Linked DNA regions of Mus musculus: all the other regions are linked to region 4. Evidence: chromatin loops called from intact Hi-C (ENCODE). Cell type or tissue: left cerebral cortex. All regions are shown on one strand.

Region 1 (4,000 bases), 850 kb after region 4:
ATTTGCCTTGTTCCATTAGAGTTTTCCCTCCCCAGTAAATGTGAAAATCCGTGATTCCCGGGAATCATTCACTTAATCTGAAACAAAACATGCATTTATGGAAAACTGGTGAATAAATGAGAAGGAATCTTCAAATAAGAGGAAATTCTACCTTCTCCGGGATATGCAACATCTCCCTTTTTTTAAACCATGCACAGTCTGTTCTCTCTTTGCAGATAAATACTATTTTACAACATCCTTTAACAACTCATTCTTTTAGTAGAAAGAATCGCACAAACATAAATACTGCAACTCAGAAGCTTATGACAGAAGAAGCTATTCGAGGTAACTGATATAGCTCCATAATAACATGACAGGAAATAAATTGGTTCTTGCAGATAAGTATAAGGATAAAAAAAAAAAGCATGCTTTTTTTTCTTATAATTCAAATTACAGTGTATACCAAAAAAAAAAAAAAAAATCTACAGCATGATTTAGTGAGATAATAATCTACAGAAACCCAAGCTATGCCTGGAGAATTCCTCCGAGTATTTTAATAACTTGATTATAGATTTTGCATTTCAAATTTAAGCTTCACATTAGATATTCCAAGTAAAGCTTTGATATTTTGACAAGTTAAAAGCACATCTATACTTTATAACCTATTAATACAAGTTTAAGAAGCTGTCCTAGCCAAGATTTTCTCTTTCAAGGTGATGAATATCTTAATAAAACTTTTAATCTCACTTTAGTTTTGCATAAATTCCTGCATTTAAAAATAAAGTACACAATTGTAATTTGTCTCCTAATGTCTGATTTCTTAAATCTGAATATTATTCTAAATGATAAGGAGTAATGTGCTTGAAAGAGTATGTTTTAAAATTAATAATCTAATAATTTAGACAAAAATAACAAAATAATTCAACATATATTCTCCATTTAAATAATTGCTTTTTGTCTTCTATTTATCATTAGTTTGTAACATCTAAATTAATTGTATAAATATGTTTGTGATTAGAATCATAAAAATATATCTATATATATAATTTAAAAATTTAATCTTTTTTTTTAAAAATAAAATACTTCAGGAAGTTTAGCCAATCACTTCATGAGGTAAAGCTTGTAAAAAGGTCTTTTTCTTCATTACTTTTAAAGAATACATTAAAGATAAAGAAAATACATTATTACAGATTTCACTGTATTGAAATAGTCACGCTATATTTTTAATGTGGTAAAAATGATCATTAAGCCCAAGTTTTATACCCTGTGTTATCCCCTACTTTCAGAAATGAAGAAGGAACAGATTATTTCTGTGATAATGGCAATATTCGAAAGCAATTTTTATAATTTACTTGTATTTGTTTATTCTATATGATATCCATTTCTTTAAAAAACAAACCAATCAACCAACCAAACAACCAAACAAAAAAACCAGAAACAAGTAGGACGTAATGGTGAATGCCAGTTTTATTGAAGCCAAAAAAAGTATTATTGGCAAGAAATACACTTATTGTAAAAATCTATGCTGAGGCAAATACCTAGGTCATCCAATATAAAGTCATGTAACCAAGTAAAGATGTTTATTAACTCCTGTACTATACTTAACGAATTATTCAAAACAGGTCACAAAGGCTTAACTTTTAAACTATCGTCTTTGAAGGCACATGGTATGAATAATATCGTTTCAGATTCATGCATTAAAAGCCTATTATCATTAGTTTCAAAGTAATAAATATATATATGTGCATGTGTGTGTGTGTGTGTGTGTGTATCACATTCTGTTTTACCTAATCAATGCAATTAAAATTAATATGAAATGATCGTTTTATAAACATTTTAGGTGAAAATATTACAATTAACTCTACATCATTTCACTTGAAATAATGAAAATGTGCCTCATTTTAATTCAATACTAATTGACAAAGCATGTATAACTTTAACAGCTGGTGGTGTAAAATAAAATATGCATTTCAGCTGATTATAATTCTGGGTTCTCTGAGAAGTTGTTATTTAGACTTTTGTGAATTTATAAATGTGACATGATGTTTAATAGGCTATGAAATTTGATTTCCTGATATAATCACTGTAGTATCTGTTCAAACAGCTGCTTATAGCTAAAGTCCCTCTTTCCCTAGTTAGGTGCTGCCCTCTAAAGACAGTTTTAAGTCATTTCCATTCAAAACCATCTTTTTTTTTTATTTTATTTTTCTATAACACCAAATCAATATAAACATAGTCTCATAACTAAAGAAAACTCTGCTTTAATAGATCTGTGCATTTCATGTAATTTCTACAAAGAAGTGTCAATTATAGATGATTCTCTTTAATGTTTAGTTATTGATTTTATTGCCAGATGTAATTGTTTGAATCTGTATGGAAATTAAATGGGTGACTCTTAAGAAAAATAAGTAAAGGATTATGTGACTCTTTAAAGATGTAACTTGAATAAATTAATAGCTAACATTTTACTTCAAAATTAAGACAGATCATATTTGCATACAAAGAGAAAATAGCCAAGAATATTCTATCACATTTTTAATAAATTTTATCTATTATATATGTTCATGCATTTGTATTAAAAGGAAAAAACAGTCACAATTGAATGAATTATGTGTAATCTTTAGATAATAAAATGAATATGTACCCTAAAAATATACACATAGTTGTATGGTTATTGCCTTAAGAAATCTTCAAATCCTAAATCGGAGAGGCCAAATTGAATGAAAGTCACATGAAGTAATTTCAGAAGCACGTTTCCTTCAGAAGAGTATTTTATTATTCTATGTAAAATATTATTTGATGTTTAGAATTCATATTTACAAAATAATAGTTGTATTTAGTATGCAATGGTATTCTCTACTACATTAAAATCATACTTTTAAGAAGTTCTTTAAGTTCTAATGGTTACTTCAAATAAGATTATAATATTTTTACAATAATTACTGGATTAGTATTTAATAAAACTATTTTGATTGCTAAGTAAGTAAAAATGATGAAGAATTATAATTTTCATCACTCTAGAAGAGAGACCTATTATTTAAAGCACTTTCTACACAAAATGTACAATTGATTAATATAGAATGTTCAATTTCTGCCACAGTATAACAACTATATTTGAAAAGATAATTTGTTAATTGACAAGTAACTTACACTGTCAGATGTTGTCAGACATAGTAACATACATGACACATACCTGAAATGTTCATCTACTTTTAACTAATTCAATTATCTTTAGTTGATCTTCATATGTGGACGTTTTCACTCACAGTTCTTGAATAGTATGGTTTAAGCATTTGGGAGAATGGTAACATTAAGGAAAATATAGTACTACAATAAAAATCACATATCTGGGTTGCATTACAGATATAAATTCTTATGGAGTGCTCAGTTCTAAAATATCTACTTATATAACTATTAAATCTGAGAGGTTACTTTTTAAACTAAGTAAATGGAGAGAATAAACACAAAATGCATATATAGGGTTAAATATCAACTTGGTAAGTGTAACATAACTTTATCATACTTCCATATCTTGAGATGTAGGTAAATGACTGTAGCAAAATTAAAATTGGCATTGTAAATAATTTCGTGAGCTTTATCATTTATGAAATTAGAGAATACGATTGAAACAAAAGATACAGGACAAAATGAGTAAAGGAAGGTTAGTTGAGTAAGCCAGGTTAGTTTTCTATATAATGCTGCTATCTTATCACCTCCATATCCTTCACGGAAGTGAACAAACCCTTTTCTCCCTGGCGGTCCGTTCTTTATGATCTCTACAAAACTCTTGTACTAGAGCACTAAGTTGCCAGCATGAAACCACGTAGGTTAATGATCATTCCTTGTCTAGTTACAGATGTGAAATAAAATAGAATCTTAATTTCAAAGTGTTCTATATGGCTGCTAGAGTGGTAAATATTCCTCTAGTATTAATATGTACCCTTAGAAAACTATAAGAATGATGGAATGTATACTTCAGGATGTATAGTCTTTCCTAAAATGTAGAGCAGTTACATAGAAC
Region 2 (4,000 bases), 530 kb after region 4:
CCTGGTCCAAGGATATACAAACCATCACATCCTCCTTTAAGAAATAAGTAATTACTACATGAGGAAGTAAGTCGGAGAGTCAAGAAAAACAGCACATATAAAACTAACGCTGAGATGCCTGGTTTTCACTGCTCTCATTTCCACTGGAGAAGAAAAGGCTGAGGAGATGATGCTGTTAATCACAAGCAAGATCTCAGGACTTCTTGTGTGAGAGAGAGCATATTTTGACAATTATAATGCCACTGTCTATTGAAAACTCAAAGAACTGAGGTTGATATTGACATGTGTTATGGTGTATGATTTGGCCTTAAATTGTTATTATGTAAATTAGAATACAAAATATGTGTGTGGACAAAGGACATATGTGTTTTAATAACAGGGACATGAACACAGGCGATAGATAACATTTTCATCTTACCAGCTCCCTTTTCAGCACCAACTCACTCTTTTGTGTCTAGGATAATAGAAGACATATCACTTTTTTTTTATCATGAGCATTTCTTAATATGAAAAATATGATTTTTCTTTAAGTGATACATAGTAGATTCTGCATACACATGGGTCATAGAGGATTTTCTTTCCCTTGATACCATCTACTTGTTTTCTCATATTTTCACTCTAGTCTTTAATCATGCAGTTCATGAACTGTCAGAAAATATTCCTACTACATATTCTTACTTACAGATACCATTGTGCAAAAAGTATCCAATTGGTTGTTTTAAATCCATTTATTTCCTTTAATAACACATAAATGGTTCCATCATAATCTCTACTTATACTCAAATAAATTATATTCACACAGTCAAACAGGTTAAGCATTAAAACCTAATCTCTATCAATAAAGTATTTGAATATCTGTTGTCAGGCTACATAGAAATGAGAAAAAAAAAATCAGAAATAGAGCTTAAGGCCCTCGGTTTCTAGTTCAAACCAGAAATACCACAGTTTCATCCAAACGGTCATTTTATTCTTCATGTGGATTTTTCTGTCCTTTAATCTAGGCCAATAGGCCCTAGAGAATATGATTTTGTACTGATTTCTTTAGTGCCCTTGCCACAACATCTGTCTGTACAGGTAATGCAGGGAGGTGACTTACTTTGATTAGCTATTGTGCTGGCTACTTTTTATGTCAGTTGATACAGGGTGAAGTCACATTGGAACAGGAACTATCAACTAAGAAAACAGCCTACCATATAGGCCTCTTGAATAAGCTGTACTTCATTTTATTGCTAGATGGTTGATCTATTAATAATGCTTAGTAATATTAACCCACATCTAGGTTATTGTTAAAATATGCTTTCCATGGTGATGTTCTTGTTTTTTATGTTTTAAGAAAATTTAGAAAAATTCTCAATTAACTGTAACATATTTGAATATTAGAAGTTATCTTTCTTAATTATATTTGAATTTTTCCTAATGCCATGAACAGAATCATTATTTTGAGTTGTCCTAGATGAACAGATTTTAGAAAAGAAAAAAGGAAATCAATGGTACTAGTCGAAGCACAGAGACTCACAGTGCATACACAGGGATGTAGAAGATAAGGGGCAACATAATGGAAATTTTCAGGTGAAGAGAGTGATTGACTTATTACATAAATTAATAGGATTTATGATACAGTGCAGGTTGAGTGTTAGTAAGTGAAAAAAATATTGGTAAATTACAAATAAGGAAACACCAGCATTCAGGAAGATTCTGGCTAGTTCATCCTAGCAGAAGTCAAGCTGCAGCCAATCAAACTGACTAGACAATGAAGGAAGGATTTTTTTTGCTAAAACCAGAATTTACAGAGAATGTTCAAACTCAGGATTAGAAAAAGTTTCTGAAGCCTGACTTAAGTTTATGAAAGCAGACAGTATTTGTCAGAATGAAGACGATCCCAATTTATGTACACCAGATGCTTTAGACAGGTTTTATGGTTAAAACGGGAAATTATTGCCTCTCGATGACAGTTTAGAGTCTTAACAGAGCAGAACCTCTGCTACTTTAAAGAAAAGAATGAATCTTCATCTACAAGCACAGGAAGAGAAATGTCTCTTTTCCCCAGACTCTGAAAACATAATGTTGTAATCTGCTTAGCCCTTTCAATTATTCTAGTACTTTTCTGCCTCAATCCTGCCACCTGCTGGTACAGTAAGCAGAAAATTGATGAAAAATTAAAGTTAATATGATCTTTGGATTACAATGAAGTTAAAATACATTTTGTTTGCTTGTTTGTTTTGCTTTTTTCCTTTTGCATTTTTGGTATGATGGAGAGAAAGAACATGATGTTGGATGGATCAGAATGTGGAAAGGATCTGGGCAAAATAAAGGGATTGAAATAGTGTCAAAATATATGAAATTGTTTAAAAAAGATTACATTTAAAATGCTTTAATAGTGAATTTTCAGCTTTCGCAATCATTTTCTCAGACTTTACATGTTTTTACAACATTACATAAATATATTGAATCAAGAAAAGAATAACAATAAATATCTTCAAGTGACTTTGAAAATGTTTTCCTTATACAAGTTCAAAAAGACTTAATTTTCAAATAAGTGATTTCTATGACATAAGATTATACACATACCAAAGTATTTTTATGGAAGTTTTAATAATGAATCCAAATATGGCTATCCAAACTCTGAAAGAATTTCTTCTTCCTTCTTAGGCCAACTTCTGGCATTCTATCATGCCTTCAATGCTAATTTGGACCAGAGAGCCAGCCACTGCAGAGTCACATGAGGAAATGCTATTGTATCCAGGCTGTACGATGATCATACAGAAGGCAGAGCTAAATCTGTACCAACACAAATTATAGGGGGACTTAATTATGGATTGCAAGAAAACATATATGATTATAATTTAGGGAATTTAAAGAAAATTTTCCACATTTGGGAAGAAAATCTTTGTCTCACAAAAACTGATTCTTTTTTCCTTTGAGGACTGCACAGGCAATTATATACTCAGAAGCATAAGTGGTACAATACTGATTAAAAGCAAACGACACTTTGAAAAGACCACTTATTAGTCACAGGGCCTTCCGCCCCCTTACATCAAGATAATGTCTTGAAACGAAACACAGAATTTTCAAGACATAAAAATACTAAAACATTAAGAAATTAACATTGTTTCATATATAAACTAGTCATTATTCAGTCTTCTGCACAAATTACAAGTTCTTATTCTGATTAGATCACAATCAGGAAAGTGCATACAAAGTGTTACATGAAGTGGTGGTGGAAGAGCAGCCTTTAAATGAGCTCACATCCAGGCTCTACTTCTAATTACACAGTATAAACAAAGATCCATTACCTTCAGGTAACTTACCTGAACAGGGAGACTGACAATGGGAGTATTACATTGTATGTGTGGACTGTGGGAATCATTGCAACCTGAGAAGAGAGAAAAAAAGTAAGGATAAAATGGAGACTGGAAATCCAAATCAAGATTGGATTCTTGAGATAAAATTAATGTCCCTAACATGATTGGTGAAGAGAAATTTTTAGGGAGATCCTCCAAAAATCATTGAAGTTCTCAACAAACTCAGAAAGGAAAGAATAGGTTCATGATCTCCTGTCTTAAAATTGAGTAACAGTAAGATGATAACATCGGAGATCCACCTGTGTTACACACACACACACACATATATATATATACACACACACATACACACACACACACACACACACACACTTATAAACTAATGACAAGATGATATGGGACTGGTAAAATATTGTGAATGTACAAAGATTTAAACACTATAGAGAGCAATACAATGATGGGTTCATGAGTTGAAATATATATATATACATACACACATATATATACATATATACACATACATATATATATATACATACATATATACACATACATATATATACACACATATATATATATGTGTGTGTGCGTATAAACACACATATCTAACTCTGTGTATGTATATATATATGTATATATATATATATACGCACACATATATATATATATAAGCCAATACTCATTAAGCAAATAAAAAT
Region 3 (4,000 bases), 1.2 Mb before region 4:
AAAATACCCTTTTGTGGTTAGACCATCGTCAGGTTGCTGGTAGGTCTTTTCCCCTCTCACAAAAAAATGGTGTCACTATATTTTCTCAAATATGTACACCAACAAGGGGTCGGCATCCTTGAAGACATCGGATGTACTGTTGAATTGACAACACATAACTTTCCTAGAGAATCATGAGCAGAAATAACCTTCAAAAGAAAAAGAATATTTCTGTCTCAATTTGGGATTAAGAATGTCTTGTAACTCACAAATGTTTGCGAACCTTCCTTAATTTGACAATTCAGAGCTCATTTTCCTCTCCCTCTTTTGTGAGTGGTCCTTTCTAATCTCTCTTTGGGGTACTTGCTTCCTTTGTTTTGCTCAGTAAACCTCCAATTTAAATCTGTGCCTTTTATATTTACTTATTTCCTTCAAGAAGATATGACCACTCTGACCTGTGTAAGATGGAATATCTCAGTTGTTTTGATTTGCATTTTCCTGATGATTAAGAACTTCCAACATCTCTTCAAGTGCTTCTCAGCCATTCGAAATTCCTCAATTGAGAATTCTCTGTTTAGCTCTGTACCCCATATTTAGTTGGGTTATTTATGTTGTTGATGTCTAACATATTGAGTTCTTTATAAACTTTGGATATTAGCCCTTCCAGATGTAAGGTTAGTTAAGAGCCTTTCCCAAGCTGTAAGCTGCTGTCTTGTCCCATTGACAGTGTCCTTCGCCTTACAGAAGTTTTCCAGTTTCATGAGATCCTGTTAATGAGTTGTTGATCTGAGAGTCTGAGCCATTTGTGCTGTTCAGAAAACTGCATCCTGTACCAATGCATTCAAGGCCTCCTGCACACATGTAGATGTGCAGTTCAGTGTTCATGTGGGTCCCAATCAACTGGAGTAGGGGCAGCTGTCACTGGGATATCTTCTTCTAGAAGGGCTGCCTCGTCTGGCCTCAGTAGCAGATGAGACGATGTACTATGGTATGTGTGTGGGGGGGGGGGGGCGACTCCATGTGGTCCTCAGAGGAGACAGGGAGAGGGGAGATGGGGGAAAGGATTGTAGGAGGAGGTGACTGAGAGGGGGCAGTGAGAAGGATGTAAAGCCAATAAAAGATAATTGATTAGTTAAGAAAGACTTATCCACAGTATCTTCTCTCACACGGATGACTTGTTTAGCAACCTGAGTTTTGGTTGTAGCCTTGACAGTGTTATGAGTCCTACCTTTCTTTCACAGAAGAGTGTTCTCATTTACAAGTACAGAGTCATTAAAGAGTCTGGTAGATCGTGGTGATTTCCAAGTACGGCACATCAAAACAATAATGAGATTTATTCAACAGTCAAACCAGGCCCACTATCTCCAGAGCTATTTTTAAGGACCATACACTTGTTAATTTATGTTTGCACACTGCTGATAAATTTTCATTTCTTTCTTTCTTTGATTTCCTTGTGCTTCCTACTCATTATTTTGAGGGGAACAAGCTACATCGCCATTTTATGTTCCCTAACAGTGCTTAAGAGGAAAGATGTTAATCAGGGTGATATGGGAGAGTTTGGAGGAAGGAAACGATGGAATTGTATTATAGTCTCAAACAGAAAAATATAATAATAATAATAATAATAATAATAATAATAATAATAATAATTAGATGCAATCCATTTGTGCAGTGTTCTAATGTCCTAGAAGTAGCTGGTCTACTGAGAATATTGAGCAAACCTCTAGGGGGCAGTGTTGCTTTTTACCTCTAAGTCAAGTAGCCGATCAGTTCTGAACCCAGAAAGCTGTACTGTAGAGTAGATTCAATGAGTAGGCTATATTTAGAAAACTCATGGACATATTTATGTCAAAGATGCCAGATATTAAATTTGTACCTTTATAATAACTAACATGTGGTTATCCTGACTCTTATAGACATTAATTCAGATATGTGAATAGAATTTTCTATTATATTTTTATAGTTTTCAAATAATAAATATATAATATTAAGCCTATGACTGTCTTTAATCAAAAGTCTTTGATTTTTATAAAGTTGTTCTTCCTTAGTGTTTCATTATCCATAAGATATTTAGTATGTTATTTCAATAATTTAATTTTATATTCTATTTCAATTATTTTTGAAGCAAATTCCGTTTTTTTTTAATGTTAGTAACACAATATTTGGTATTTTAGGAAATAAAGGCATTTGAATGTATTTAACTCACCAAATATTTTCTTTTATAATAGGACAGAATAGCTTACTTCAAAAAATAAAATTTCTTTCACATGAAGTATACAATGAGTAAACATAACTATGCTTTTAATAATTTATATGTGCACTTATTTATTTTGGCAATCTTAAAAGGAATAATAATAATTAATAATAACTACAGAGGAAGATTATAATATAATAAGACAAAATATATAATTATATGCCTTATAAAACAAGGAAGAAAAAATGTATTGATTACTGTCGGCTAATTCAATTGAGTGGTGCCTGTTTTAGTATTGCGTCTCCAGACTGAGTTTTATCTACTTTACCCTTATACATTCTACAGAGAAATGGCTTCAAATAAAACAGAGGCTCATCGTACACACTCTTCAGTAAACACATTCCTTTTCCTTGTCCCAGCTGTTCTTTTTAGAAGAAATCTGAACCATGACAATAAGAGCCAGGCAGAGCAGCTATCTGTCATAAGGTAAAGGAATCAAACACACACTTTGTGAATTGGTGTGTGAACTTAGATATCAGTAAGAAGTGAAGCTGTCTCTGTAGATTTCTGTATGCAGAGACGTTATCGTATTGCATGCTGTTCTGATGGTGCCAAATGCAGAAACTGAATCACAGCAGCAAGTGAAGGATCAGGTTTAGATTGACTTCAGCATCTCATTATATATCAGTTGATAATATAAACAGTTTTTCTGTCTCATGTTTAAAAGAGAAACTGTAAAGCTTAGTAATAATTATTTGAATGCATATATTAACATATGGGCGATCTACTGAGCACAGAAAACCTTGTTACCCTAGCTACTGTAAATTTTGGCTACAGATAATTTACAGCCAAGTATATTTTTTAAAAGAATTCTTGCCAATATCTAAATACTCTGTGTTGTGGTGGTTCCCATCAATGTCGTTCTTGTTTCTATACCTCTCAAGCAAATGAATCATGTCCAGTAAGGACAGATACACATTAAGCTCTTTTGTAATGAAGAGCTACATCATCTTTTCATGAAGAAGATGGTATTTTAAAGTATTGGAAGATAAGGATATAATCTCCATTAGTAGCAAGTGCAGTCATGTATGTTGCCTCTGTAGACAGCTTGGCTGTCTTTGAATGAGGCATCGTCACCTGCATTAGCCTATTGCATGTAAAGTTTGGTGTTATATCTTTGCTCACGTGTTTTCCAGTGGAATTTGATGACAAATGGAGCTAGCTTATGCTTTAAGTGAATTAAGCTTGCTCTATAAATGCCAGCTATAAATGAATAAACAAATAAATGATCTTCTGTCATCAGCAGCATCACTACTGGAGATGAGTTTAGTAGCTTGAAGGTCGGGTAAATGCTCAGATTCTTTACCACTTTTGTTGTCTTATCAGTAACTGCAAGCCAAGATTTCCTGGATGATAAGCAGAGGTTTCACTCTGAATGCAGACAACGTTTTGCTCTCTTACTCAGTTCTAATTCTCTCATTTATTCCCAGTGAGGATAAAAATAACATTACTTCTCAGTAAAACTTTCAGAACCAAAAGTCTTCCAAGTAAACTTATACCTTCGCATGTTCCTAGCGTGGATGATGAGACAGGCTCTGCAGGTGAGTGTGAAATTAAGTTTTTCCTGCTCGTTTATGGAAAAGGCTTTCATCACTAATATTCTGAAGCATTTTCCTAGCAGTGAAACTATTTAAAATGTTAATATGGTAAATTAAAGTGTTGTAATGCATTAAGCAGTTGCCTTATCAATCAGAGTTTTATCAAGGAGAAACTCCTAGAAAGGATGAATGGAAACGTGATAAGGTACTTGATTGAAACTTGTCTGTT
Region 4 (4,000 bases):
TCAGCACAGCAGACGGCTTGGGCTTTAAACACCCTTGTATGAAAGCAAAACGTTTACCTTGAAATCTGGGTTCTCCGCTGGATCAAATGTGCACGTCCATTCAGCTGGATTGGATCCCCTCCCCCTCCCTCGCCGTGCTTCCCCGCCCCCATTCACCTCCTTCCCCATCTCTGAGACCATTGTAAATTGTGCCCAGCCAGTATTAAATTCGAACGTTTACAACTTTAATTCAGTTCTGGTTAGCCAGGGTCGAACAGCCTTTTCCAAACCTCCTCTCCATTCGCCCCCTCCCCTGTCGCCCCCAGCCATCAAAGGAGACAGAAGATTTAAGAAAATAAAGTTGAATGGGCTGGGAATGCTAACAGACTGACTGGGAAAAGCAGCGCCGATGTAAAATCGCGGGGTGCATCACACGTTCTCGTTTTATTAAAAAAGAAAAGAAAAAAAAAAGAAAAGAAAAAAGAAAGAAAAAGAAAAAGAAAAAAAAAAAGGTAGAGGGCGGGGACGGGGGGTGGGGGCAGTGTTTGTTCGCTCCCAAAGAATTTAGAGCCTGGATCACTGCCTGCCGTATCCCTGCATTAAGCAGCATGGAACCGCTCCGGCTGGAGCCCAAACCCAGGCCCGACCGGTGGCTCCCGGCACAGCTGCTGGAACCACCGCTCGGGCAGAGGCAACCGGAGTTCCAGGACGCGAGGCTCCCCCTCCCCCACCCCGCCCCAAAGCAAAGGAAGGGTAAAGGGAGGAAGAAGGGGAGGGAAGAGATGGAAAGAAAGCCACTTCGCCATACCACCCAGACACACACAGAAAACCTCTTTTGCAAAGTAAACCGCGGACTTACCCGGTCTCACATCTCAGGGGCCCAGTCATCATAGCGACCCTTTCAGAAAAACACCTCTTTGGGGTGTGCACCGATTTTTGGAAGCCTAGGCAGACACAGAAGGCTGCCAGCCGTGCAGGCTGAGCAGCCAGAGGGAAGCGGCACCCGGACGCCGCGCCGCTAGCCCCGGGCCGCCGCCGCGGTGGCGACCGCGGGTTCCGGGGCTCCCCGAAGGGCTCTCCCTGGCGCTCTCCGCGGTAGCCAGGGCGGGTAGTGGGGTGTGGGGTGTGGGGGAGGGGACGGCCGGCGACTCGCTGGAAAGGCAGCTCGCGGCTGAGGCTGGGAGCCGGAGCCGGCAGGGCGGGGAGGGCGCAGTGGGGAGGGGAAGTGGGGAGACCGAGGAGGGGGACGCGGAGCGGGCTGCCCGGCCCCGTCGCCTGCTCAACGTGCTGGTCAGCCTGGTCGAGCGCTCGCTCGCACCCGCTCTCACTCACGCTCGCTCGCACCATCGCTCCCACGCGCGATCCCCAGATCTCAGGGCCCCCTCGCCGTACCCCCCTGACCCGGCCGGTACTTACTGTTCCCATCTGCACTGGGGGCAACTTTCTCCGACCCAGCGATGGCAGCCGCCCCCTCCAGCCGCCTCGGGCTCTTGGCACCCTCCGGCCTGGGATCGCGCGGGCCGCCCTCCCCTCCCCCCTAGCCTCTCCGGGTCGGCGTCTTCACCACATTCCCCCCTAGTCAGTGTCGCACGCCCCAGGACGAACCAGAAGGAGTGGGGCTCGAGGGTGTGCGTTCATCGCCCGCCTTCTTCTTGCAGCGCACACTGTACATGGTAGTGAGGGGGCGAGAGAAGGTGGTACTGGCCCCCGGGCTGCTTCGGCGGCGGTTCCTCCGCTGCGCTCTTCTCCCCCAAACGCCAGGACCACCGGACCCTGGATGCCTCTGTCCCCAAGGCAAACCTGCAATCGCGGCCCCTAATTAGTATTTGAAAGGCTCCCGCATCCTCTTGGCGGCTTCACCGCTCCCGGGGTTTGCAGCGGATTTTTGCTATCCCTCCCCAGATGCGGCGCACGATCCTCATTATTTGCAACTCTTTATCTCCGACATCCTTTGAGGGGTCCAAGGGGGGTAGGAGCAGCGTTGCTCTATGCCTGTGGCATGTCCTGGCAGCTTGGACGCTCTATAAAAAAAAAAAAAAAAAAAAAAAAAGAAAAGAAAAAAAGAAAGAAAGAAAAAAAAAAAAGAAAGAAAGAAAGAAAAAGAGAAAGAAACTAAGAAAAAGTCACGTCTTCTCTCATGGGATCTGAGAAGGCAGTCACATCTGCTGGGTAGCGGGTGCAGGGCCCGGTCCGCGGCACTTGTTTATTGTCGCGCCGCTGGTGCGAGCCAAGCTGCAGCAGACATGATGGCCCGGGGCGAAGCAGGAGCCCAGTGGCCGGTAGGTGGCAGCCGAGGGCGAAGGCGTCCCTGGGCTCTGGAGGCATAGCCAGAACCCCCTTAGATGTCACATTCGTGGAGACAGAGGAGTCTTGGACCATGTGCGCAACTGGAGCGTAGGAGTGTGCACTCGTCTTCTCGGAAAGGAAGGGCTGGAAATAACCCTGACAGTGTTAGGCTTGGTGGCGATCAGGGACAGATGACTCTTACCGGTAGCCGTTTGCCCAAATGCTTCTGCCCTTTGGAAGAGTCTTTGTGGCAGTGTGAGTTGTCTCCAGTAAGGGACCCTGGAGGGAGTGGCTCATCCTAGCTATAAAGAGTGTGTTATTTTTATCTTTTTTTTTTAAAGAATCACTTTTTCTAAGTATGTCGGAGTGATTGAGCAGAGAGAAAAATGAATACCCTAAGCGAACTAGAAATCTGGAAAGAACCGAAATAGAGGCAGTGTCTCATGACACTTTACTTGAGGACTCACCTGATGAACTGCTGATCAACTCTATAGTAAGTATGACTGGCTTCTACCAGGAAACCAGACAACTTCCTCCCCTAAAGGAGGTCTGTATATTCATAGGATGTGTTTTACGTTTTAAGAATTTAAGGCCTGCAGCCTTCACAAGGAGCAAAGGAAAATTGTTTTGAGTTAGGGGCCCAGAGCAGGCTGCTCATTCGCTTCAAACTGTCTTAGATGGCCAGTTTGGCCATGCAAGTGAATTTTAATTTTTCTATTCTGAAATTATGTTTTAAACATACATAGAAGTCTCTCAGTTTTCACTAATGGGAACTTATTGTGGTTATAGTCTGATTATACGCGATTGATATTAATAGATTCCAGGGGTAGTATTTTATGTGTTTGTCTATAAAGAGTTCTTCACAGCATCCATGTATGTTCAATTTCAAGGGCTTATATAGAGGTAGTGAATTATTTCAACCTTTTGGAAATTTTAATGATTTTAATATTTCTTCTACATAAATATGATGAGTATATGTATTCTAGCTAAGCCGTAAACACTTTTTTGAAGCAGTGTTTATTTCCTGTAAGTTTGGGTGCTCTTCGAGGGAGAAAAGAGTGACGTAATCTGTGATGTCAGTTGATGAAAATCTTAGAACAAAATTAAGTTTGCATATTCTGTCATAGGAATGACAGCTACTGGGCTCAAAATCACTTAAAAGTAACACTTGCTATCCCTTCATTGAGTTCTTTATCCTATAATCTGACATCACAATGTATGAACTTTATTTTAAAGTGTAAAATCAACTTTATTCTTTAAAATTGTGAATATTTAAATTTACATGTTAATATCAATCATAGCCGTAAACCTTCAGGATGAAAATACTGAGTCTTATCAGCAACCTAATTTGTAATGATTATTAAAGCAGTATAATTTCTGATAGGTTGTGAACTGTCTCAATTATTAGGCTGAAATCTTAGGATATCTCTTTTAGAGTATTAGTGTGTGACACCTTCACAAGCCCACTCAATATAAACAGGACTTTAAGTTCTGTTTTGCAGTATTTCATTCTAAACAGTACTCTATTTAAAACAAATTTTGTCAAACCTCCAAGTATCAGAATATAGTTGTACTATGTTTAACAATTTTGCATGAAGCATTTATACCCACATTCCAGATTCTCCTGTATAATTCAAATAAATAAATGAAAGCTTTTAGCATTGGCACAGGAGCTCAGACACTATTACCACTAGATGTCCCTACAAACTGCTCTGCTGGGAAAGGACTTTTGAGA
Region 5 (4,000 bases), 350 kb before region 4:
GACATGACTTATCACCCACTTTTCCTTGCTAACCATATCATCAGTAGAAAAAATATACTCTGTCACTCATTTGGGAGAGAAACACAAGTAGATTTATCATAGTAAAAGTACAAATTGAAAGAACCATATCCTACCTTATGATAGTGTTTCTCCTTCTTGAAAAAACAAATAGTCTGAACTCAAAGAGACAGAATAAGGGCATATCACAGAACTGTGTAAAGAATGGGGAGATAAAGGCGTACCCATCTTTGGACAGAAGTTAGATACCAAATGTCATGAAATACAAGTCAATCATCAAAACAGTCCCTGAGTGTAGGAAAGGGGAGAAGAGGAAAAAAGAGAAAACAGGACAAACAGAGTCTTTTGATTATTTCAGAAGTTTAGCTAAAAGAGTTTCATTTCAAATTTCATAAGCACATGATTTTTACAGAGATTATACTGTATTTCCAGGCAGAAAACCAAGAGCAATATTGTGTGTTAGCCTTAGTCTGATTTGTGTGTATCTCTGAGTATTTTTGCATGTTATATCTTTAAGATGTCTCTCGTGGATGACTTTAAGTGAGACAACTCGTGTCTGCTTCCTTTGCTCTTTACTATTTAAGAAAATTTACCTGTGAATGTTTTAAGCCAGAAAGCAGATCCTGAGGGAAAAGTTGGAAAGGAGGTACAGGAAGCTTTCTGGCCCTTGGACTACTTTCGTAGGCTGATACAGGCAGTCCTTGATATTTCATGTCCCTTCCTGTTGTGTATAGACTCCATGATGGTACAAACTAATGCTCATTTACTTAAAATCATTTTAAAGTTGTAACCTTAACATTTCAAAATACTATTATCATCTTGGGATTCTGAGAAGACAGTGAACTATCAACTATCCGTCAAATCTCATGAAAATAGCACGTATTCCTAAGTGGACTGTATTCTTCTTCTTCTTTTTTAAATTGTATTTTATTTTTAATTTATTTTTTACACTCCATACTGCATTCCTTGCCCCCACCCACATCCATCCTTGCACTGCTCCACATCCTACACCTCCTCCCCACCCCACCCAGTCTCCTCCTGGATGTCACCATCTCCCACCCCACCTGACCCCACCTGAACTCCCAGGGGACCTCGATTCTTTTGAGGGTTAGGTGCATCATCTCTGAATGAATACAGACCCAGAAGTCCTCTACTGTATGTGTGTTGGGGGCCTCATATCAGCTGGTGTATGCTGTCTGTTTGGTGGTCCAGTGTTTGAGAGATTTTGGAGGTCTAGATTAATTGAGACTGCTGGTACTCCTAAAGGATTGCCCTTGTCTCCAGCCTCTTTCAGCCTTCCTTAATTCAACAACAGGGTTCATTGGTTGGGTGCAAATATCTGCATCTGACTCTTTCAGCTGCTTGTTGGGTCTTTCAGAGGGCAGTCATGATAGATCCCTTCTTGTGAGCACTCCATAGCCTCAGTAATAGTGTCAGGCCTTGGGGCCGCCCCTTGAGCTGAATCCCACTTTGGGTTTGTCTCTGAACCTTCTTTTCCTCAGGATTTTCTTCATTTCCATCCCTGTGGACTACATTCTTAAGGATAAATTTCTGCTGTTAGGTCTATTCATGATACAACGGGATTGTCAGTAGCTAAATCTGTGCATCTGTTTTCTGTTTCTTATACCACTTCATCTATCCAAACTATAGTCACTATAGAAACATGTGACTATACTTCACATTGATTAGAAAATGTCTATATCAGCAGTAATAGCATCATGATACCCTAAAGAGTGACTGTTCTACTCCTTGAGTGTGTGAAGGAGCTTTAACTAAACATGAAAAACATATTTTTGAAATCTTCATCTCATTCATATTCATTTTCTACTTCCTCCTACCAAATTCCCTGGCCTCGCCCCAATGTGTCTCCTTTCCATTGTAATGCCTTATATTCTCTCATTACGTTTTCCTCCTCCTTCTTCCTCATCTGACAGTGTCCAATTAGTGGTATTTATATAAACATGGATGCAGGGTCTTCCACTGTGGCTTTCCCAACAACCAATAGCCATTCCCCCAATCAAGAATTCTCTATATCCTCCTAGTAGCCATTAGATGACAAATGACTCTCAGCTAAATGATCTTTGTCAGGTCCAGGGAAAAATTCCACTCTCCAAGTTCTGATATCTCTTCCTCTCTACCAAACAAGACATTTTCTTATCACTATCAGAAGGGACAAGCATCTATTTGGTCCCTAGTTACATGCCAAAGTACATGCCGACCTTGAATTCTCCTCAATATCACAGGAACCTGTAGATCTTTCCAGTTTTTCTCACCCTGCCCCATACCCTAAACTTCCATAGCTCTTTGACTTCCATCTCCCAGATTCTCATTTCCTTATAACCCTGTAATTATGGCTGTGCTTTCTCTTGACTCCGTTTCTCTTGCTGCCCATTCCTGGCCACTTATTTCTTTTCCTCTGTCAATACCCATTACCCCCTCTCCTCTCATAATCAAGTCTACTTTGCTAAGTCTGTTCAATCTACTATTTTCTCTCTTTTCTTTGGTCTTTTCCCAAAGCCTCAAGCTGTATTCTTCCTCATATCTACAATCAACTTCCTTCGGTTTATAGGTCTTGTGCTAAAATACTCAATTTCTACACTGTTCGCGTTACCTTCTATGCTGTAATTTTTAATAGCTTAATCTTCTGCAGTTCCTATAATGTACCCAGGGTTTCTGTGAGTTCAGATGTGGAGCATCCAGGTCATGCCCAGGAGAAAGTAATTCACACTACTCCTGTGAAAATGGATTCATAATGAAGCGTAGTTGATGAACACACTCACAGTTACCGAAATGCAACCAATGATCTCCTTTTGATTATCTGATTTTTATTTACTGAATAATGCTTAAACTTTTACATGGGAGGAATGGAATTTTGATTTCAATTTTCATTTCATTTCAGTCTCCCATAAAGTTCAGAAACCAAGCTTGTTGCTGAGAAACATTTTTTTTCCCTTGTAAGAAACAATCAAATCTTTCAGTATAGAATGAAATAGAAGTGATTTTTTCTTTTTTTTTTTTTTTCAAACTTTATCTTTGCTTGTCAATTTAGAGCTCATGAAATGGAATTCTTTAAGAACTTCAAATGCTCTGAAGACAAAGACAGTGTTTTGGCAACGCTCTAGCATGCTTTCCTCAGGGTTGGCCTGACAATTGAATTATCCCAGACTTCTGTTTACCAGGGACAACTTTGCCTTGAGACCTTTCAAAGCTATCAGAATTTATAGCTTGTACAAAAATGTAGTGCTAGTCTTCCTTTCTTACCTGACCTTAGCTGTGTGTAATCCTTTGCCTTTCACTGGAGATGTGCGAGATTTCTTTCTCTCATGTTCACATTTATAATGTAATTTTCAAGTTTGTTTAGAGCAGACATATTGTTGAGATATTATGTATAGATTTCCTATTATTTCTAGGTATATCTACATCATATCAGGTTTTCTGGTACTTTGACTCTTACAATCTTTATACCTCCACTTCTACAATATTTTCTGTGCCTTAGGTGCAGGAATTGTTTTATAGATGTATATATACTATGAGGCTGGGTACCCTACAATTAGTTCTTTGTATTTTGACCAGTTGGGGTTTTCTGTAATTGTTTCTGTCTGTTGCTATGAGACTCTTGTCTTTCTTTTTGTTTCCATTAGTAAATTTATTTATGTTACATCTTAATTTCAGAAACCCCCTCTTCCAGATCTCCTTTAACACAGTCCCTCCTCCACCTATTCTTCTTCTCTGAGATTGGGGAGGCCCCTCCTGGTAGGGAGTCAGAGCTCTACTTATCTGTGGGGATAAAACTAGAACTTAGAATACAGTTAGAAAATGAATTGGCCTGGAAAAGTGGACATAGTGGTATCTATTCTTGTTTGCTATATGTACTTTATTAGATTAACAATGCTAGGTAGGATTTTCCTCCTGTTGAGAGAGCTATAGTCCAAGTAGATAACTGTTGGTTACCACCATTATATAAGTACTACATTATACAGTT
Region 6 (4,000 bases), 190 kb after region 4:
GGCAGCTGCTCTGATTTATCACTTGCTTGCCCTGAACGTTTCGTTTCAATGCTAATTAAGTTGTCCCTGAGCTTGAAAAAGAAAGAATGTTGGAACTAGGATTTGATTTTGTCCCAGAAACAAATTTATAAATTCTATAAATGGAGAATCAGCTTATTGATACTCTACTTTGAAAGAAAGTGTGTCTGTGCATGTGCACGTGTTTGTGTGCACATGTGTGTGTGCTTGTGTGTGTTAAATGGACAAATCTCAAGTACTATCAAACATATCTCTGTCTCTATCATCTCAAGCTATCTCTATCTGTATATTTCTCTTCATCTCTATATCTAACTCTCTATCTCATGTCTAATCTTAATGTCTATTTGTATTTGATTTTTTTAACCTTTATTTTGTTTGGGAGTTTCAGTGTTTGATTGAAAGAGGCTTCATAAGTAGATTTTAGACTTAATTATTCTTCCTCAATCATTATTCCTAATTATTTCAGGAACTCAAAATCTAAATATATGGATAAGAATGTGTCATCTAAGGAAAGCCTGATTCCCTTCTGAAGTTGGTCTAAACTCTTGAATATGATCCCATTTTCTTGAACAAAGTTCAGGAACATCTGAGAGTACTTGATTTTAAACATAAAATATCCTTTTAAAAGGCATTACTTAACATTAAAAAAAAATCAATGTGCCTGTGCCTATGCTTAAAATAACCAAAACATTGAGGAATAAGAGTTTTGTTGACCTGACTTCAGTTTTTATTAATTTACTTATAAGGCAAAGTTTATTTTCTTGTGATGTGATACAGTGTTGTAGCTGTTACATAACAAGCCTCAAGCTTTGAATAGTGCTGAAAGCTGACTCACCCAGGAGCTTCCTCTGCAACTGCACTGACTCAACATTTGTAGACCAAACAAGACATAAGGAACCCACCTTACATCTGTTTCTCTCCATGTACCTGAGATAAACGTAATTGCTGTAAGCTTTTAATTAATATGATCATCTCTGGTTACTGAAAAAAAGAAGCCACTATTTTAGAATAAAACTAAATAATGTCACTCCTTGTATTTGACAATATCTTGAACTTATGATTTCTTGATACTTTCGATAGTATTTATGTTGTTTGTAACATCAGCTTTCACATTTTTACTCACTCGTCAGCTCATTTGGCAGAATGTGCTTTTATTTTATAGCTGTGATTGAGCTAACATTTCCAAGAACGTGTTTGTTAATACTGTCACACCTTATATGATACTCTGTCCTCTTCCAGGAATTAGACTTTGTAGCAAATAACAACAAAAATGTCCTTCTGTTTTTCTTCCCACGTGTGTGTTTTATTAGGGAAATGAATTTCAATATCACTCTGTAGATCTGTGGGATTTAATTATTTTCTCAGGGGCTAACAATTTCAATTTCCCAAATGAAAAGTTACTGGATAATGCTAGATTGTATATTACACTGTACTGTGAGCACCTAGATGATACCCATGTGCCAGTTTGTCCTTTAAGGTAGATCAATGAAGTGCCATTCAGTAAACTGATGTTCTAGGACATAAAATGCTAATTCAGTACCCAGAAAGAGTTAACAAAATGTCAACTATCATATGGCTTACATTATCGAAAGTTTTGATAGTATCAATTATTTTGTAATTGGATTGTCAATTGCAAAACATTTGTGAATTTCTCATATCCATGTGTGTGTGTGAATGTATGTATTTTAGAAATGAAGCTTTTCCTGATAATAAATGCTTTCTCCTACCAAGTGTCATTGACTGCTAAATAAACAGGGGACATATAATATTTAGGCCTGTGACAATATGTCTGTATGTTTCTCAAATCATAAACTTTTCCAGTTCTACGCATGCAAAACTATATAAATCTTTTACAAAAAATAAAATGTTTCAATAAAAAAACCCATTAAATATCAAAATTTACATGCATTCTAGGGAGTGCCATATTGGATATATTTCAAAGTTATTTATATTCATATGTTTAAATAAGATAGATATTTAAAGAAAATAAATGTCTTGGTCAAATTGGATATAAATTATACTTTGCTTTGTCTAGAACTACTAACAAATCTTATTATTGGTTAGCAGAACAAGTACTTCTCTAGCTGTACAGCAGACACTATCTTCCTGGTGACATGCATGAGTGGGTGGTGAGTGTTTCAGATCAGAACATTGAGTTCTTGTGAACAAAGAATATATAATAGATGGAATTTTCCTTTTTTTTTTTTTTTACTTTCAGCTGGATGATTACATTGTTGTCTTTTAGATGTAAGTTCTTATTCCTCCTTTACAAATAATATATTAAAGTGATACTAAATAAACAGCAGGTACAGATCATCACGCTGAAAGATTGTTTTTCATGTTTTCTTGTCTTAGGAGGAGAACTCCCAAATGCTCAATCAAGCCAGGATTCAATTATACTTCCTTCTTTCTGAGTCTAAAATGAAACTGCAGCTCAGTTATCACGTAATTTATTTGTCAAGATCTAAGAAGAGATTCCTTTCCTTAGATTCAATTCTCTAGTTCTTAGAGGAAACTACATGAAAAATTGAAAGTGAACTGTTGAAAACAGTTTCAGTGTATAAGGAAAGAAATATGTATGTTTATATTTTACTCTGTAACATGTACAATAAACCAAGAATTCACTTTGAGACCTTTTGCCCATTAAACAAGACATAATTTTTAAAACAAAGATTATTTACATAGCCGACAAATTATTGTTATATTTCAAAATTATACTATACTGAGTTGCCAGATATTTTTGTCAGGGAAAAAAAACACTGACATCTGGTTGTTTAATATATGTGTGTGTGTGTGTGTGTGTGTGTGTGTTCTCTGAACTAATTTGTCTTTCTGAAAAGTGAGTAAATTTAAATTTTAGAATTATCAGAATACCGAGTAAAAATGTAGGCAACTTCAGATGATTTCTTGAGTCTCTTAGTGGAAACGTTAAGTGTTAAATGAGGGAGGTGGGTGCTTGTTCATAAAAGAGGAAAAGGCTCTGAGAAAATGCAAATGTGCAGTATTGATGTGAGCCATCCAACTCTACAGCTTCTGCCCTTGCTGGACCTCATTTCCATACTATAGAATAAAACTGTATCTTCAAAGAACTTGAGAGCAATACGTAATAGATTTAAAAACACTTGTGAGAATCCTGTGCATTTTCTCTCTTTTTACTTTCTTTAATGTGATGGGAAAAAGAATCATTATTTTAACATTTCTTTGGGGAATTTCAAGAGGCATAAGAAAGGAGGGTTGTGAGTATACAGAAAATAGGACTCATATTTCCTCTCGGTTCAGATGTCTCCTTAGCTTGCAAATCTTGACCAGCTGTATGTTCCTTTTGGAAATAAATGTAGTGTTGATTTGTATGTGCATATGTCCTGTCCCTCTGGAAAGTTTCATCAAGACCATTACAACCTTGCAGGTTTTTCTGAATCTCACATCGCTGGACAGGTTCACCTGCATCTGCCAGTAGTGTTGGTTGAAAGGGGAATTGGATTATCTTTCTGTGGCTCTGGAGAAGACAACAAAGCTCTCTCTTGTTGGTAACATTAGAGGGCATCATTTTTTTTTGCAAGAAACAACAATTGAAGAAAGCTTTCTGATTGAGGAAGTGATTTCCCCCGAAGCATCATCTAATTTATCAATTCGTCCTTGATGGTACACCAATGTTAGAGTCTAAAACAAGAGACATATGAGATCTTTAAGCTGTTTCCTAGTGTGATCTACCTATCTATCTAGTGTCGGTAGATTTTATGCTACCGACAGTGGAACCGAGATAGCACAGGCTGTCATAAAGCAGTGGACATATGCTTTTTCTCCTTACCTGAATTTCTAAATCTGACTCTATCCAGACAGGAGATAGGCTTAAAATTGGGTGATGACTTTTAATGTATATACTAAATTTAGGTCAACTGTTTTTAACATTTGAAATTCACTTTTCTAATATATGGAAGTAATAGAATTATTATATCCAAATATTTTAGCCAGGGATGAGAAG
Region 7 (4,000 bases), 92 kb after region 4:
TTTCCTGAAAGTAGTTGGATTAGAAGATAGCAAATATATACCTAGCTATCAATAATATTTTCTTGTGACTCTGTATATTCTATTATTTATTGCTTAACTTTCTCCTGCGCTTCCTCTCCCTTTGTTCTGCGGGCTGTTTTTACATGCTGTCAACAGACCTTTAACCATGAAGCTGTGTCTTTATAAGTCTTGATCAAATGAATGTCCAAAGCAAAATGAAGAAAAAAGTGACAAATGCCATCATTGATATTTTAGGAAAACTGACACACTTATGTTTTTCATATGATTGGCTCTCTTTATAAATTCCCCCACTGGAAAACGAGAGAAGCAATTGGTGGCAAAAAATATTCACTATCAATTCCAGAAACACAGACACGGCTTCGTGCAAACCATCGCTGAAACAGAAAGTCTGCCAGCACATCAGCCAAAATAGGTCTGTTCTCAGGGAGCTGAGAATTTAATTAAAGGGATAAGAACATAAATAATAGGCACTAAAATGAGTTCCTTGTACATCTTTTATAAGGGAATGCATCTGGAAAAGAGACTACCAGCAGAAGAGCATAAAGGGGCGTGGAAGCCTAAACTGAACGAAGACCAAAGTGTGGACACTTTGCCCCTTCTTAGAATTTGAAACAATCACCCATGGAAGGAGTTACAGAGACAAAGTTTGGAGCTGAGACAAAAGGATGGACCATCTAGAGACTGCCATATCCAGGGATCCATCCCATAATTAGCCTCCAAACGCTGACACCATTGCATACACTAGCAAGATTTTGCTGAAAGGACCCAGATGTAGCTCTCTCTTGTGAGATTATGCCGGGGCCTAGCAAAGACAGAAGTGGATGCTAACAGTCAACTATTGGATGGATCACAGGACCCCCAAGGGAGGAGCTAGAGAAAGTATCCAAGGAGCTAAAGGGACCTGCAACCCTATAGGCGGAACAACATTATGAACTAACCAGTACCCCGGAGCTCGTGTCTCCAGCTGCATATGTTTCAAAAGATGGCCTAGTCGGCCATCACTGGAAAGAGAGGCCCATTGGACAGGCAAACTTTATATGCCCCAGTACAGGGGAACACCAGGGCCAAAAAATGGGAATGTGTGGGTAGGGGAGTGGGGGGTGGTGAGGGTGTGGGGGACTTTTGGGACAGCATTGGAAATGTAATTGAGGAAAATATGTAATAAAAAAATAGAAAAAAATAAAAAATAAAATTTGAAATGTAGAGGAGATTGTCATGATTTCTATCTGCCACCTAGAAGCTAATATAAAGCAAAGACCATGCTCACTCCAAGGTTTGCATTGACATAGATCAGCAAAGGGATGGCTTGGGTCCAAGAATTTCAGCGGAGGCTCTTCCACATAGTAGAGGAGTGGTGGCAATACTAATGTAATTAAAATTGGAGACTCGGGGAGGGAAACATAATTATTGGAGATAACTTTAGTGGTGAAATCTATTTGAAGGAAATACAGACACTGTTTTATGTTTTAAAGTAGCAGAAAGCATAATCCAATCTGTGTTTTGAGAGAAATGCTTAGATTATACATTGCAAACCAAGCTGCAGATGGGTGAAGAAGGAATTAGAAGGCTGTCCGGTCATTCGCGGTAACAATAAGAGACTGGGAAGAGATGCTCACTGAGCCTCCTGGTTGTTGAGACTTTGAGCAGACAAAGACCACAGTCTGCGAAGGGTTGGATTTCTACTTCTGGGCTAGATTTGCTTACTGGAGAGGACAGGACTTTAGTGACATCTATTGGTCGGCTATAAATTCTCATTTTTCACTAGAATCTCTTTTTCTACTATAATTCACCTGAGACAAGTTCTATAGTAAATTTCATAAAACATCAATATTCTGCATCTTGGGTGAGGTTACCTTCCGAAAAAAACTCTGAGTCATTACTTTCATATGCTGTCATAGCACACTACTGCAAGTGGGAAAAAACAGGGACATATTCTTTTCACATGGTCTGGATGCTAATACCCGGAATCAAGGAGCCATTAAGGCCATTACTATCCTTGATAGCACCGAGGAAGCACTTATTTTATCTAACCTGGCTTCTTTAGCTCTCTGTCTTTTTCCTGCCTAAAAAGCACGAATCCATTTTGTGACTCTTCTTTACATGTTATTCCCTCATGCCTGTGCCTCTGATTTTCCTTTCTTTTTCCCAACATAATATTTTAATTGATTCTTTCGGGATTTCACATCACGCATTTCTTGATTCTTCCAAGTCTGCCTCCTACGTGTGTGACCTCTCCCAAAAGAAAAAGAAAATAAATGAAAACAAATAGACAAATAATGAAAAACAAAAAAAGAAAAACAACACTAAAAAAATTGCAATTTGTGTTTTCTATTTACTCTCTGGACCATGGCTGCCTCTCTCTCTCTCTCTCTCTCTCTCTCTCTCTCTCTCGCTTGTCACTCAAATAGAACTGAATACTTCCCCTCTTGCACTTCTGCCAGAAGTCATCCATTACAGGGATCTACACTTCAGCATTCACATTAAGTTCTCTTTGATGGCTTCCTGTTTAGGCTACTTCTTTTATGGAATTTTGGGGGTGTGCATAGGGTTAGCGATTGTCACAGATGCCTTCTATGTTCCACGTTCTCAACTATGGTTAGTAATCACCAACATCATGTGTTGCCTGTGCCCTGGATTACTTGCTGACTGACCCTACCTGCCCTCTGAGTTGGAGGTCAGGTGGCTTGGAATCAAGGACACAGACTCCAGGAGCAGGGGAGGAACATCACAGAAAGCTTCTCTGAATGCCACTTGGAGCTCCTTTAATACCCTCCACCTGCACCCCATTGGTCCCAAGAAAGCATCTCTTCTAAACAGCAGTTCCCGATTGGCTGGCACTGTCCTTGTCAGCAATTCTTGGTATCTCTGGCTGTCCACAGTTGGGTCCTTCTTCAGGAGATATCTTTGGGGCTGTGCTCCCCTGGTGTTCATCCACTGCTGTTCCTCCTAAAATTATCTCCAAAGCACCTCTTTGCTCTTTACAGTCAGAGGAGCACAGAACATGGGCTTGTACCTGGTTTCTTATGACAGCACAGACCGCATACCTGGCCCTAGGGGCAGTAGGCTCACAGATCCTGACAAAATATTCAGAGGCAGTTTGAATACCAAACATCACCATAGCTTCACTCTGGCCTGGTGGCAGTATGACCCAGGGCCTTCAACATGTCTTCAGGCTGCAGCACAGAGTATGTGTTGCCTCTCTGCAGAGTGTACACATGGCCCCATTTTCTCTTTCTCATCTCTCCATCATGCAGCTGTTCACCAAAATGATATAAGAAGCCTGTGACTGGAAGCTGGGATGGCCTGGGTAGCTTCTACTGCCTGACTCAGATTCTGCTGCTTTCTTCAGTATGTAAATGCATCTTCCATTTTAACTCCTGCATTCGTTACTAACTTGTAACATACTAGAATCCAAATTTACTCTCATTACAAACCTTTGGGAGTCTTGGAGTTGCATTATCTCCTCGGGAAAAATGCATCTCTGTGCCTCTGGTTTTTCTTACATATAGGAATGGCTGGAAATATATAGCTTAGAAGATATAAATTGTTTGCTGAACAGATTTGAATTACCAAAGTAGAGCAGCATGTGCCCATAATTCTAGCCCTGTGCAGGTAGGTGCACAGGAGTATTCTAGGAGTTTCCTTCCCAGTCAGTTTGACTATTTTAGAGAGTGACCTAGGTTCAGTCAGAAAACCTGTCTTGAATGGTAGGGGGATTACAAGTGAGTAAGATAGCTAGCAACTACTATTGTCCTTCACACACACACACACACACACACACACACACACACACACACACACACCTGTTACACATATCTGTATATACACATAAATACGTATACAGACAAACATACAAGAGATACCTGTCATTTGCTTTAGTACCTACACCAAATAGAGTATAAACTACTCTTAGACTATTCAATAATATTTCCTCAGATGTGAGTTAGAAAAACAATAATCTATTTGGATATCTGTGAAT

The links. Peaks named below come from ENCODE experiments on the same cell type or tissue, not always from the same donor. Only the 100,000 strongest peaks of a DNase experiment are listed, where the experiment ranks them.
Region 1: it touches region 4 in a loop (18-fold over the local background); 6 of 42 quality-filtered maps call a loop at or near these places.
Region 2: a loop joins it to region 4, with 18 times the contacts of the local background. A loop is called at or near these places in 11 of 42 quality-filtered maps.
Region 3: it touches region 4 in a loop (3-fold over the local background); 3 of 42 quality-filtered maps call a loop at or near these places.
Region 5: a loop joins it to region 4, with 4 times the contacts of the local background. A loop is called at or near these places in 2 of 42 quality-filtered maps.
Region 6: it touches region 4 in a loop (18-fold over the local background); 2 of 42 quality-filtered maps call a loop at or near these places.
Region 7: it touches region 4 in a loop (9-fold over the local background); 5 of 42 quality-filtered maps call a loop at or near these places.

The regions. Positions count from the first base shown.
Region 1 is chr14:110,822,957-110,826,956 of GRCm38, reverse strand. No RefSeq gene overlaps it. Among named protein-coding and RNA genes, the nearest start is that of Slitrk6, 70 kb to the right of the region's middle. In left cerebral cortex, a CTCF peak has its summit at 2,124; a DNase peak (open chromatin) is centred at 2,093.
Region 2 is chr14:111,147,929-111,151,928 of GRCm38, reverse strand. No RefSeq gene overlaps it. Among named protein-coding and RNA genes, the nearest start is that of Slitrk6, 390 kb to the right of the region's middle. In left cerebral cortex, a CTCF peak has its summit at 2,120 (motif pointing left); a DNase peak (open chromatin) is centred at 2,099.
Region 3 is chr14:112,893,479-112,897,478 of GRCm38, reverse strand. No RefSeq gene overlaps it. Among named protein-coding and RNA genes, the nearest start is that of Gm41243, 170 kb to the right of the region's middle. In left cerebral cortex, a CTCF peak has its summit at 1,694 (motif pointing right); a DNase peak (open chromatin) is centred at 1,706.
Region 4 is chr14:111,673,119-111,677,118 of GRCm38, reverse strand. It overlaps Slitrk5 (SLIT and NTRK-like family, member 5), which reads right to left and starts at 2,004. Exons shown (of 2, transcript NM_198865.1): 1 at 1,396-2,004. Gm30439 (a long non-coding RNA gene) reads left to right here and starts at 1,607. Exons shown (of 4, transcript XR_001781455.2): 1 at 1,607-2,758. In left cerebral cortex, CTCF peaks have their summits at 2,260 (motif pointing right) and 3,952 (motif pointing right); DNase peaks (open chromatin) are centred at 1,200, 1,657, 2,290, 3,975 and 3 more places; H3K4me3 peaks cover 4,000 bases; H3K27ac peaks cover 3,737 bases.
Region 5 is chr14:112,023,927-112,027,926 of GRCm38, reverse strand. No RefSeq gene overlaps it. Among named protein-coding and RNA genes, the nearest start is that of Gm52150, 310 kb to the right of the region's middle. In left cerebral cortex, no CTCF peak of the experiment used is centred here; a DNase peak (open chromatin) is centred at 1,946.
Region 6 is chr14:111,483,976-111,487,975 of GRCm38, reverse strand. No RefSeq gene overlaps it. Among named protein-coding and RNA genes, the nearest start is that of Slitrk5, 190 kb to the left of the region's middle. In left cerebral cortex, no CTCF peak of the experiment used is centred here; DNase peaks (open chromatin) are centred at 865, 2,156 and 3,007; H3K27ac peaks cover 2,378 bases.
Region 7 is chr14:111,580,993-111,584,992 of GRCm38, reverse strand. It overlaps Gm30439 (a long non-coding RNA gene), which reads left to right. Exons shown (of 4, transcript XR_001781455.2): 4 at 524-4,000. Among named protein-coding and RNA genes, the nearest start is that of Slitrk5, 92 kb to the left of the region's middle. In left cerebral cortex, a CTCF peak has its summit at 1,745 (motif pointing left); DNase peaks (open chromatin) are centred at 421, 1,345, 1,707 and 3,254.